Linked DNA regions of Homo sapiens: regions 1 and 2 are each linked to region 3. Evidence: chromatin contacts called from ENCODE Hi-C data. All regions are on one chromosome and are shown on one strand. Each heading gives the region's core, a stretch centred on a gene start or an enhancer-like site at or near the end of the contact. The rest is flanking DNA. Distances are from core to core; before and after follow the strand shown. Region 1 overlaps LOC107984788 (a long non-coding RNA gene). Region 2 overlaps LOC107984781 (a long non-coding RNA gene). Region 3 has its middle 98 kb from the start of TLE3.

What was found. Hi-C counts contacts between places; a loop is a spot of excess contacts on that map. Pooled maps may share reads with other maps.
Region 1: a map of B cell shows a loop between it and region 3 (10-fold over the local background). The contact joins two enhancer-like sites. A Hi-C loop is called at or near these places in 2 of 168 maps with a recorded cell type or tissue (B cell and OCI-LY7), 7 of 37 single-sample maps with no recorded cell type and 6 of 50 pooled maps.
Region 2: a pooled map shows a loop between it and region 3 (3-fold over the local background). The contact joins two enhancer-like sites. A Hi-C loop is called at or near these places in 2 of 37 single-sample maps with no recorded cell type and 2 of 50 pooled maps.

Annotation. Positions count from the first base shown.
Region 1 is chr15:69,756,796-69,761,214 of GRCh38, forward strand. The region is part of intron 2 of LOC107984788 (a long non-coding RNA gene); the gene reads left to right. Among named protein-coding and RNA genes, the nearest start is that of LINC00593, 76 kb to the right of the region's middle. RefSeq lists an enhancer at 4,138-4,207. Within about 2 kb of position 2,381, at least 5 of the 41 ENCODE cell types and tissues checked have a DNase peak (open chromatin) inside an H3K27ac peak, as active enhancers do.
Region 2 is chr15:70,525,784-70,529,935 of GRCh38, forward strand. It overlaps LOC107984781 (a long non-coding RNA gene), which reads right to left. Exons shown (of 2, transcript XR_007064698.1): 2 at 2,890-3,451. Among named protein-coding and RNA genes, the nearest start is that of LINC02205, 22 kb to the left of the region's middle. RefSeq lists an enhancer at 2,675-2,724. Within about 2 kb of position 2,613, at least 7 of the 41 ENCODE cell types and tissues checked have a DNase peak (open chromatin) inside an H3K27ac peak, as active enhancers do.
Region 3 is chr15:70,193,779-70,198,136 of GRCh38, forward strand. No RefSeq gene overlaps it. Among named protein-coding and RNA genes, the nearest start is that of TLE3, 98 kb to the left of the region's middle. RefSeq lists enhancers at 2,366-3,149, 2,946-3,225, 3,296-3,355. Within about 2 kb of position 2,118, at least 21 of the 41 ENCODE cell types and tissues checked have a DNase peak (open chromatin) inside an H3K27ac peak, as active enhancers do.

The sequences.
Region 1 (4,419 bases), core at 1,131-3,630, 440 kb before region 3:
ATTTCTTCTCAACCTGTACCTGTTACTCTGATTAAATAATGCAATCCATCATTTCATAATGCAATGAAATATGAGTGCAAAAACGTAGAGTTGTTTCTTTGCAAGCTAAAGTGAGTGCTTTGGAGAGAATCAATGCATGCTATAACGGAACAACCTCCTGGTGAATTCAGTGTAAGTGCGATAACTATAAAGGTTAGAGGAAAAAACAACAAAATAGAGTCTTTGGCATTCAGTTTTATATTCTCTTTCACTTTAAAGAAACAGAGACTACATATTGTTGGTGCTACCTCGTGGGCGTGATTTATCTGGGGAAGAATTCCAAACAGCCAACCCAGAGAATCCCCCATTTTCTATGACTGTCTTGGGAAAGTGGGTCTGACAAAGCTGAATCTCATCAGATTCAAGAGGGGGTGTTCGGTGGCTTTAATGCTTCTCCGTAAAGTGGATGGGAGAGTGTCAGGGCTAACTCAAGCCACAAAGGGTTCTGAGAACCTCAGAGCTGGGAAGGGCTTCATGTTCACTGGGCCCAGGCATCCCCTGGGGTGGGCACCTCCACCGCAGTCCCACTGCCAGGTGGCTGCCCAGGCTCCTGACTGATGCCCCAGTGACTCAACACCACTGAGACCTGGTTCGGTTTGAGTCGTATTCTGGTAAGCGTGCCTGACTCACTCTGCTCTCCCTTCTCTGTGCTCCTTGATGTACCCTCCTTTACCCCCAGGTGAAAAAGCTCCATTAACTTTGTCACAGCAGGTCCAGAAAGAAGCTAACACTGTAATATGAATTAGCTTAATATATTCTCAAGGTACCTATTTTCCCAGCAGGACAAGGCCTGCTTATCCTTTCAGATAATTCTTCATTCTTTCCTAGGGCCTTCCCATCTCTCCTAGCCCCAAGATCCAGGTCCTTCATCCAAAAGACCTACCCTAGGCCCCATTTCTGCACATTTCCGGCAAGATTCTGCCTGATCACTGCCTCAAGTTGATAGGACAAAATATTGTACCTGGGATCAATAAAAATTCTAATTCTAGCACTTTTTTTTTTTTTTTTTGAGACGGAGTTTTGCTCTTGTTGCCCAGGTTGGAGTGCGATGGCGTGATCTCGGCTCACTGCAACCTCCGCCTCCTGGGTTCAAGTGATTCTCCTGCCTCAGCCTCCCAAGTAGCTGGGATTATAGGCAGCTGCCAACATGCCTAGCTAATTTTTGTATTTTCAGTAGAGATGGGGTTTCACCATGTTGGTCAGGCTGGTCTCGAACTCCTGACCTCAGGTGATCTGCCTGCCTTGGCCTCCCAAAGTGCTGAGATTACAGACATGAGCCACTGTTCCCGGTCTAATTCTAGCACTTTCTAACTCTTAGACCTTGGCTTACATAATTAATGTTTCTAAAAGCTGTGATTTTTTTCATTTGCATAATGGAAATTGAAATAGCTCATTGTGATGGTTCTTCATTCAACATGTTTTTAAAGTCCCTACGAGGTGCTCAAGCACTCTGCTGCTGTGATACTGTGGGTACATGACTGGGAAAGCCAGAGGCCATCTGATACAGCCACAGGAATGAAGCTTTGCTGGTTGATAGATGGGATAATGCAGGGGTTGGCAAACTTTTTCTGTAAAGCGCCAGATAGTAAATATTTTAGGCTTTATTCTGCCATAGTAGTGCAAAAGCAGCCATAAACAATATATAAACAAATGGGTGTGGCTCTGTGCCAATAAAACTTCACAAAAAACAAGCAGCAGGCTTTGGCTTGTAGGAAGTAGTTTGCCTACTGCTGGGCTAAAGGTTAATGTTTGTGGATTGAGGGTCAGTTCCAGATCACTCCAAGAAGGTGGCTTCAGATGATGAACATGTGGACTTAGGCTGGCATGCTGGGAGTTCTTCAGGAGGGCCTCCAAATGCATCATTCCTCTTGCTTATGCAGAGCTGGACGGGTTAGATCTCAAGCTGGCTTAATTAACTTTCCAGGCCTTCTTCCTTAATGGCAAAGTACAAATTCAGTAGCATTCAGTGGCCCCTTATAACAGACACAGTAAGTATGACAAAGATACAACCCAGCCTACACTACTGGGATGACAGGGAAAAGTCATCCCAGCAGGGTTTAACTAGTGGTTTCCCAAACTTGAACACTCATTGAATCACTCAGGATGCTTGTTAAAAATACAGATTCCTGGACCCCTACTTTAGAATGATTATTTCAAGCTATAGAGATGACCTGGGGATTCTGGACCATTAGCATGTGGACCAGATGATTTTAAAGGAGGGAAACTCAGAGTTAGGCCCCTTTTAGCTGTGACATACAGTGGTTATCAAAAGAGTAAAGGAAGCCTGTCTGCCCTTGCTGGGCTGTGGTGGGACAGAGAATGGTGGTGGTGGGGATCGTTATCTTGTCTGCAAAGACGTGGCAGGATGTGGTTGACCTGAACTTCCTGTGAATCAAGGAACCAGAGAACAGGGGGGAGAGATTCACAGCCCGGCAGTAGGCTCAGCCCACATGCCTAGAGTGTGCTCAGTGGGTACTGGGAAATGAGAGCCTGGCCCCACCTCTTCTCCGTGACCTTGGGCAGGTCACTTCACCTCTCAGAGTGTCAGTTTCCTCATGGATACAAAGGAGATGATGATAGGTCATTTTCAAGGACACCATGAAGAATAAATAAGGTATCATTTATAAAACCTCTGTCTCCTTGATTAGTGGTAGAAAATTCTCTTTCAGTGGAATCAGTGTCCACCTCAAAACATCCAAGGGCCAAGAGTTAGGAGACCTCCTTCATGGGCGGGGTTTTACCAATGACTCAATGCTCCATCTTGGAGTAAGTGAGATCATGTTGCTGGGCCTCACTTCACTTGACTGTAGAATGGGACGTTATGCACCTGCGGTTCCCTGTTTCCTTTTCAAGGATTCTCTTGAAGGTTGGATGAGACTATGGAATGAGAAGTGTCCTGGTGCTGTCAAGGGATATGGCAAAAAAAATGTGCAAGACCATTCTTGTCAGGTGCGGGGAGAGATGTTGCTGACTTTAATAATGTACTTCTTTCCATTTGTTATTTTTACAACAAAGGAAGAAATAAAACAGGACCTCTGAAAGATTCCTTGTCATATATAGCTTTCTCCTATTGAGTTATTTTCATCTGAGTTTATCAATCAATTGAGAAACAGTCACTGGATATCAACGGTGTACCCAGCCCTGTGCTATGTGTAAGATAAGGAGGTTCAGAGGTATGCCGCTAGGTCCCTAACCATGAGAGACCCACAGTCCAGCTTAGGAGATAACAAATATGTGTTATCCAGGTATGTTAACACATGGGAAGTGAAATAGAAGTGCAGTGATGATGCTGATGATGCTGACAGTAATGATGGAAAGGATGAAGATGATGTTAATTATTCTTCATATACACCACAATTGTACAGTTTACAAAGCATGTTTAGGACGATTATCTTATCTGATATTCAAGTCTAGAAAAACCCTGATTTTACTGATGAACAAACTGAGGGTAATAACTTCTCAGAGATCAGATAGGAAGAAAGTAGCTTAGTTGGACTCCAGCTTCTTTCTTTTGGCCCCAAGAGTGCCATTATCCTCAAGACATCATAACTTTCTTCCTTTAAATTGCAACAGAACATTGCAAAATGCACATTATCGTCAGATAGTAACATGAGTAAATTAGCACATGGGAAGTGAATGTTACAAGATCTCAAAGAGCAGGCAGGTCAGGAGACTGTTGACTGCAGTGAACAGAAGAGGCTCAGTGGAGAAAGCTGTAACTGAGTTTAGCCTTGGAAGGCTGCATGGTATTTTTGAGAGGTGGAGATGGGGAGAGGGGTGACATTCTTGGCAACTGGAAATGTATAGGTAAGAAAGGAAGTGAGAAAGTTCAGGGTGTGGCAGGAAATAGCCAGACCCCAGTCTGACCACAGTGGGTTCCATATAGTGGATCTGCTGGGGAAGAGTTGGGGATGTTCTCTTCCAAAGGGCTGGAGTGGTACTCTTTACTTTAGCGTAGGTGGGATATGGCCACCATTTTCTCTTTGATATCCTTATCCCCCTCAATCCCGAGTCCATCCATAATCAAATGAAGCAGTAATCAAATCAAATAACAGTCTGTAGTCCTAGCCCAAAGACAGAGTCTGCCACTTCCGACTTTTTTCTTTAAAAAAAAAAAAAAATGTCAGAATGCTGCTGAAACAGGAACAGCATTGAGGCAACAGCAGCTCTGACTCACAAACAGCACATCAAAGCAGCAACGATAAGAAACTGGCAGTAATTGTGCGTGTGAGCAGTGTTTTCCTGATGCTCTTTGAGGCTTGGGGGCCCCTCTGGGCAGCCTGATTGTGGAAAGAAGCATGTGGTTTTCAAAAATTGGGTGACTCACCACACAGGCAGTGTTCAGAAACAAAAACAAAGTCCTGTCTGCTTTGGTTCTCA
Region 2 (4,152 bases), core at 1,363-3,862, 330 kb after region 3:
AATACCTGCAATACCTCATAAACTCAATGCATTCTAATCTTCACACCACCATCCCTTTGCCTGTGCAGTCTGTGGGCAGAGCTGAGGCTAATTCCCTCTTTATCAGTTATTCCTGCACTTGAGATATTTGAGTTAAGAACCTACCTCTTAGGGCATCCAGCCAATTGCAAAGAGAAGTCAGCACCCAGTGCCTCTATTTCTTATCACAGGTTGATGTCGAATCTATGCCTGGGGCATCAAGGGATGTTAGTTGGCTGGAAACTTACACAGTGAATGAACGAGTATATTCCCGCACACCTCCAGTGATAGGAAACTGTGACATTTTCAGATAAAATCAACGTTGAGAAAATGTTCCCAACTCATTCTGCTTCTGCCTTCTCCTCGTGGGTCCTAGTGAGGTGTCGAGAGACCTCAGAGAACCAGTTCAATGCCTCTGCCCACATGGCCTCCCCCTATTTGAAGACAAACACTTTCACTGCAACAATATCCCTACAGAATGTAGGTCTTTCTGTTATTATCAGTCCTACTCTGGCTTGAACTGCTTAGCGTGGTGGAGGAAAGACATGTTTATGTTCTGTATTCGTCTCCCAGGTTGGAGTCAGAACCCTTACTTTATGTTAAGGCCATGTCTCCTTTCCATTTCTGGCTCCCTGGGGCCGAGGTCTCTGCCTTCCCCTTAATGAAGTCCATATAGCATCCAGATCTCCCCAGATGGGGACCTGCCTGGAACTGGCATCAGGCCAGGGCACATGCAGGAGTGCAGAGGAACATCCCTTGGGGGAAAATCCGCCTCTCCCTGTGCCACCCACACTTTGCAAATCACCCAAATAACTCTCTGCCCAGGAGCCACGTCTTTGCTGGGGGAAGGGCAGCTTAAATTGGTAGCTTCCGCACATAACAAGCTCAAGACCAGACAAAGCCTGCCGAACAGCCCCCGGGGGAACCAGTGGTTTTATGAGCCCATCATATTTACTATTATCCAATGAGTCATCGGCTGCGTGCTTTCATTTTGAGGCTGCAGGACGAATAGGCTCTCATCAGAGCCACTCTTAATCCATTATTTATGCCCGCTCTTTGTCCTCTCAATTGTACCTTTGCAGACAGGAGCTTCAGTCCACATCTACCAGCAGCATTTGCCAGACTAATGCACATCCTTAGTTCCAAAGTCTGTGGTGTTTAAAAATAGCAAACGAGGCAAACACTCTGATTATGAAATTTCTAGCTGATATTTCCCTTGCCTTTCATTAGGGAGAAAGCTAGCATTAAGTGAACCCACAAGTCCAACGGGTAGAAATAAGGAATACTGTGTTTTTGACTTCTGCTCAGATCCGTTTCCCAGGAAGCTTATGTGGGTCTTGGAACAACGGGGATCAACAATGTGAATATGTCTATTGTGCCTGCAGATCCCATTGCTAATGCCCGGGAAGGACAAGTAATTAGTTTATGAGTAAATTGTCCTCAAGTTTGCATTTCTAGTACAAGAACTAGTCACTAAGCTTTGAGAATTGACCTACGCATTTCATGCCATGGGAAAGAAAACATAAGGTTTGTGATTTAAAGTCACTCATTACTTTCTACAATGATGGATAAGCAGAGGACAATTCCCTTGGTAGCTAATTGTCCTACTGCTGCTTGTATCACTGCTCAGAAGGATGTGTTACCTGGGCTAGGCAGAAATCCAGCACCCTCATGGAGGCAACCCTGGAAACCCCTTGTGGGGTGCTCTATGCATGTCTGGGTGGGTATCGGGTGATGGATGGGACTGTGAGGGATGGGCAAAAACCAGGAAAGAATAACAGGGATAGAGCAGCAGATGGTGAAACAGAAGCACATGCTAGGCCCACTTGGATTCTCCCTGGAGTTTGAATCTGCAGCAGAGTGGCAAAAAGACAAAATGGTCGACACTCATTAGCCCTGGCAGTAGGAGCAGCAATGGCAACCCCTTAAGAACCTGTCCTTTCAGGCCAGGCGTGGTGCCTCACACCTGTAATCCCAGCAGTGTTTTTGTTTGTTTGTTTGTTTGTTTGTTTGAGATGGAGTCTTGCTCTGTCGCCCAGGCTGGAGTGCAGCGGAGCAATCTCAGCTCACTGCAAGCTCCGCTTCCTGGGTTCATGCCATTCTCCTACCTCAGCCTCCTGAGCACTTTGGGAGGCCGAGGCAAGCGGATCACTTGAGGCCAAGAGATTGAGACCAGCCTGGCCAACATGGCAAAGCTCCCCATCTCTACTAAAAATACAAAAATTAGCCAGGCATGGTGGCGTACACCTGTAATCCCAGCTACTCAGGAGGCTGAGGCATGAGAATTGCTTGAACCCGGGAGATGGAGGTTGCAGTGAGCTGAGATCACGCCACTGCATTTCAGCCTGAGTGACAGAGCGAGACTGTCTCAAAAAAAACAAAAAAACGAAAAAACAGTTCTTTTATCAATAGCTCCTGTTTCTGAGCCCCACACCCCACCCTGTTTGTGATCCCAATTCTAATTGCTCTGAGTTGGTTCTCTGCCCTCCATTCAGTTCCATGGGCTCTGCTACATGCTTCCAATAAACTCCTTAACGCCTACATTAGCCACAGGACTTCCTGTTGCTTACACTCAAAGCACTCTAGCAGATAAGAGCTGGAAAGTGAAAGCAAAACAGGAACATAACCCAAGATCAAAGGCCCAGTCGCCCAGAAGAAGGCTTGAATCAGAGAGGCAGGCACTGACCCAGGGCACAGGGTGCATGAAGCCGGGGGTGAGCGCCCAAAGGACAGGAGTGCATGCCTTGGAGCTCAGATGTCACCCTATCAGGCAGGTGACATTGTTGTTGACATCTTAGATCAGTGGAAGTCAACCGTGAGGCACCCCAACCTTGGTTCTTAATGGTGTCAGATACAATATGACAGGCCAGGTCTTAATCCGCCAAGTGTTTATTTTAATTTTGACCAATATGAGAGGTAATTTTGGAAGGTAAATAGGCATTTTTTTTTTTTTTTGGCCTAGGATGACTTGAATGTCACTGTAAGAAAGCAGGGCACTGGGTTAGAATTATATATTCATTCATTAAACAAACATTTATTGAGCTCCTCTTCTGTGCAAATATCTGCTCTGGGCGCTGGGGAGACCAAAGTGACTAAGTCATAGGCTCTGCTTCTGAGCATGAGGAGGGACGGCGGCCAGCACACAGCATGCCCCAGCAGTGCATGGTAAGGACCCAGAGACTGGAACACATGGAGTTCAGATGCAGAGAAACCTCTTTGAGCTGACAGGGTCAGGAAGGTGATGTGGGGCCAGCATTCAAGGTGCTCCTTGAGGGAAAGAGAAGGTTTCACTGACAGCAATTCCAGATGCAGAGGAGAAAAAGAAAAATGGCAAGTGGTCTGAATTGGCTGGCATGCCTCCAGGCCCAGGCAGGATGAGGAGGTAGGCTGACGTCAGATTGTGGAAGATCAGGCTGAGAAGTCTGCATTTTACCTGTAGTCAATGGAGAGCCAGTAACAATTTGGAGCTGGAGAGGGACATCATCAAAGCAGCAAACTGCAGAGAATCTTGTCAACAATCTGCTTAGCAGATTGGGGAGGGGAGAGTCTGAGCAAAGTTCAAGCTACTTGGAGGCTACTGCAATAGTCCAAGCAGGACCCTTCCCCTAAAGTGAACAACAGGAAGATGGAGATGAAAAACCCTGACGTGAGAGCTTGGCATTGAAAACTAGATGGGCATGGTAGGAGGGGGCAAGCCAGGGGGCCTCAGGGTTTAGACTAGAACGGTTTCTCAGTTCCATTCGAATAACACACATTTTCCTGGCACCTCCTATGTGCACAGCATGTGTTAGCAGGTGGTGAGATGGCAAGGAAAATACTGGAAGGCCCAGGTCCTTATAAAAGGCCAGGGCTTTTCTAAAATGTGCTCCATGCATCCACATCTCACCTTCATCATTAGTGAGTGGACACTGCACCTCTCAATTTCCCCACTGCCAGGTTACCTGAGTGGAGGCTTGGAGGCAAGAGAAGAGAATTGCAACCCAGAGGAAAAACTACAACTCTTGTTAGCAGTGGCTACTCCTTAGGCCTAGGGGTATAAACCCAACTCCCAGCCAAGGCCTTCATCTGGCTAGTTTATGCCCTGCCTTCTAGACTGCCTCTGACTCTTACCCCGGATTAACTTCACCCCAAAAC
Region 3 (4,358 bases), core at 868-3,367:
GGACTGGGTTTGAGCGAGAGGCCAGTCCAGCTAGGAGTTGGCTATAGAGGGGGAGCAGGGGGAGAAGGGGAGAAAGACGTCCCTGTGCAACTTGAGTGAGTGTGGGCACGGTGGAGTCTTTCCCAGAGATGGGACACCAGGATGCAGAGAACCAGCCGGACCGTGCACGTGGGAAGAAAGCGCAAAGGCAGTTTCACCAAGAGGGGAGCTACAGGTTGGGAAGAGGCTATGGCTGAGATGGATAGAAAGTGCATGCTGTCCCCTCTGTCATGAGGCAGGATGCCGAAAACTGCAGCTGGGCAGAGGCACAGATTGAGGAGGTGGCCGCAGCAGGCACCAATGGGAGAACTCTGGGTCAGAAGCCAAAAGTCTAGGCCTATTCCGTCCTGACTCACCACACACCTTCGGCAAGGCACATTCTTTCTCTGCCTCAGTTTCCTCATCTGCAAAACCCCGGAGTTGAATCACATTGAGGGTTCCTCAAAGGAGATGGGCTGGTGAGGGACATCCTTGAGCCCCTGGAAACGATGTGCAAAATTGTGTGCCTATGCCCCCTTTTGCAGAGGGGCTGGCAGGGCCACCTGAGGAGGGAAGTGACATCAGATGTCATAGGCCACACCTGCAGTTGGAGACATGCTGGTAAAAATTGCTCTCTACGTATGCCCAGGATGAGTCTCATCTCACCCAACCAGTTCCTGGAAGGCAGAGATCTAGGTCATAGGATGTGTCTCGACACCCCATGGGGGTCTTGCAATACCTGTGGAGCCAAATGTGCTGGCATGGAGGAGCCTCAGCACATCTGGGTCTTCTAGGAGAGACCCCGTCCCCTGGTCAGTCCAGGCACGTGCTCCCTACTGGAGCCCCTGGGGCCTGTCTCTCCCTTCTCCACCCTGCAAACTCCTGCTCCTTCTCCGTGCAGCCTTTTCTGTTCCCCTGGAGCAGCCCTGATTTCTCGCTGCATTGGGATTTCCCAGGCGAGGTGTCTATACCTCATGCGCAGCCTACTTTTCGCCTATCTGGGATGGAGGTTGTTTGCATGTTCCCTCCTCTTTCCTTCCTTCCTCTGCCACATAGGCCTGTTTTTGGCAGGGACCATGTCTTAGGCACCTCAGTGTCCCTAAGTGTCTCTCTCAGTGACTGACACATACTTGGTACTCCATAAAAGTTTCTGTAGTTGTCTTAACTTATGGAATGACTGCCAGCAAAGTATTTCTTGTTTCCAACCCAGGCTCCTCACTTGCCCTGCTTCCCTGAGAGCTGCTGGGAGGACCAGCAGCAGTGGCCAGCACTTGCAGTGCCTGGCAGCATTTGCAAGGTCCCTCATGGGTCCTTTCCCACAGGGTCCCAGGATGATGAGCGTGAAATGAGACCAATAAAAGATTGCACAAATCTTGTTGGACTCACACATAGGATGGAAAGCAATATCCATGTCTGAAACATGTTGGAGCAGGCCTTCCACCAAGCCCTTTAGAAAAAGGGTTGTATGTGTTGTGTAGAGCAAACCTGGCTGACAGGCATTAGCATGCCCATTTTACAGATGGTGAAACGGGATCTGAGAATTTACGAGCCTTGCTCAAGCTTCCACAGCTATGCCAATGCCGCCAGCCCGCCATCCCTGGGGTTGGAGCCAGGGCATGTGGGGTGATGTTTTTCTTGGTCGTGAGCAGATGGGCTAGTGCCCTACCTGCACAGTCTCACCGTAGCTCACCCTCCCATACATCCTGTTAAAGGTCCAGCCAAGATCCACTTCCCTCCCTCGTTTTCTTGCCTGGGTTTTGCCTAGTTCCTTCTCTTCATGCACCACAGGACGCACTCTGAGCAGGCGGGGAGGCCCGTGAGCCTGGCAAACAAGCTATTTGCTCTGGGAGGTGGGCTGCTTCTGAGGACAGCACAGGGTTTCTGGGACAGTGCTGAGGAAGTCACCCACAGCCTGGCTCCCTGGCTGAGTGGACGGTTGAGGTGGCCAGAGGAACTTAGAAGTGGCCCTCCAGTCTCAGGGGGAAAGGCTGGAGGGCTGGAAAGAAAGCAAACTCTGTGATTGAGCTGTGGGAAGCCTGGCCTGAGCCCCAGGGCCTTGCTGATGGCAGGCTGACTGCTGGGGCACCCCCAGACAGGCCAACGGAGCCAAGCCGACAGCCGGGAGAGAGGCCTGCTCTCCCACACACGTGGGAATGAGGGCTGCTGAGTCACTGCCCAGCTGGACGCAGCTCCCACTGAAGGCTGGAAGGAAGGCAGGAGAGTATTCCCAGCCAGGCTGGTGGCCTCAGGACACCCTGAAGTTAGCTGAGCCCTCTAAATGGGCCATGGTAGCCCGGGCTGCCCCTCGCCCTGCTGAACTGATGCATATTTGCCTCTTGCCGGCTTCTGGGGAGCTCCAACCAGGCAAACAGCCCTTCAGACAGGACATTGGATTAGAGGTCAGATCCCTGAACTTTGGAAAAAAACAATCCCAGGGCAAGTCACTTCATCTCCCATGTCCTCACCTTTCCTCTCAGTTACATGGTGAGGCCAACAGGGAATACGGGAAAGGTCTTCACAGGTTGCCCTGCATATAATAGGATTCAGGCAGGCTAATGGCTCTGCTCCAAGCCTTCCCCTGAGGAAGGGACAGCAGCCCGGCCCCCTCCTCCCCTGGCCTGCCACTGTTCCCCCCTTAGCCAGTGTCATCCCTGCCGTGTGCCCTTCAGAGCAACCAGGCCCCTCCCAGGGAGAGTTCCTGGGGAGGAGCTGGGGTCACCTCCCGACCCGGGCCTGGCCTGGAATCCACCTTTCACCTCGGGCAGTGGGCAGAGGAGGGCACTGGCCCTGCAGGCGGAGGCTTCTCTCCCCTCCAGCACCAGCAGCACCCGCTGGGAGGCCCAGGTGTTGTGCAACTTGAGAAGCAGCTAAGCCAGTGGACCACTCTGCCAGGACAAGAATCAACAGGAAACCTCCCCGCGCATCTCGTTCACATTCCAGGGGCACCGAGTCCAGCCCAGAGACACCGTAACAAGACACCACTCTGGCTGGCGTTGCCTGTGACACAAACCAATCTTTTATCTGCCATCTAAGCCTCCCAATTTGCATGCCAGTGACGTACCTTCCACCGCAGGGTGCTTTCCAAACCTTCTAGTGAGGCTGTGCCTCCTGAGCTCTGAGCAAACAGGGAGTAAGCGATCCTTTAGACACAGGAAGGCTTTGCTAATGATCGTCAGGCATGAGCCCTTCAAGGAAGGGACCCGTCTGTAGGCCCCAGCAGAGGACCTGACACCAGTGGGTGCCTAGGGAGCACTTAGTGGCAGTTCACTGAGCAAGCCACATCTCTGGGGATTAAAGAAAAGAAGGTGAAGCAGAATCTGGTTAAATGGGCCCATGTGTGCTTGGAGGAATCCCCCCCACCTCTCTCTCTCTATCACATATGCACGGGCCCTCCCCCTCCACACACGCATCACTGAGTTATTTCTCATGATTGGAGCATGATGCTGTGGCAATACGGAATTCAAGCCTTTTATCTCTCAGGCCCAGGATGGGAAAAGGACTCACTCAAAGTCACCCAGCAGATTAGTGACAGCACTTTTGATGTTTATTATTTTGTATTTTCCCATGTCCTGCCATTTCATCGCACAATTGTCCTCCTTCTCCATCCCACTCCCAGCCAAGTCCCTGCATCTGCTGCACTCGCCACTAGTTCCCAGTACTGTGTTTGAAATGCTTAGGGAAAGGGGATTGCTGGCAGAGGGAAGAGCACGTGCAAGCTCCCTGAGGCAGCAGGGAGCAAATGAGGTGAGCACCCCACTCCCGCCAGTGAGCAGGACTCAGAGAAGTGGGGGTCAGTGGGGGTAGGTGGGAGTCGGAATAAGATCCGACTTCATAAAGTTTGTTTCTGGATGTGGAGCTAGCAGCCCATGGGGCCAACTTGCTGCCTTCAGGCAGGTGAGTCTCCCTGCTTGTGACTAAGGAAGCTTCTGTAGTCCTGAGGCACGGAGGATCTGGGCATGAGCCTGCTGGGATGTGGGAAAGGGGCGTGTGAGAGAACCCACATCTCCTGCTTCCTAGGTCAGAGCACCAAGGAAGGCTTCCTGGAAGGGGCAGACTTTGTGTGGGGCCCAGAGGAGAGCTGTGTGAGCACCCTGGACAAGCTCTACGGATCTGGGTCAGGAGTGATGCAGGAGGTCACACCACAGGCGTCTTCCTGGACTGAGCACAGCTGCCCCCAGGTGTGCCTCAGGCACTGGGCCCAGCCTGACGTGTCTCAACAGGGTGGGGTTGGCCAGAGGCTGGCATGGGTGTGTGTTAGGGGAAACCAGCGGAGGAAAGGTGAGCCAGGGCTCCCTGACGTGACCTGAGAGATAACCCTGAGGTCAACCTGTAAGGGCCCC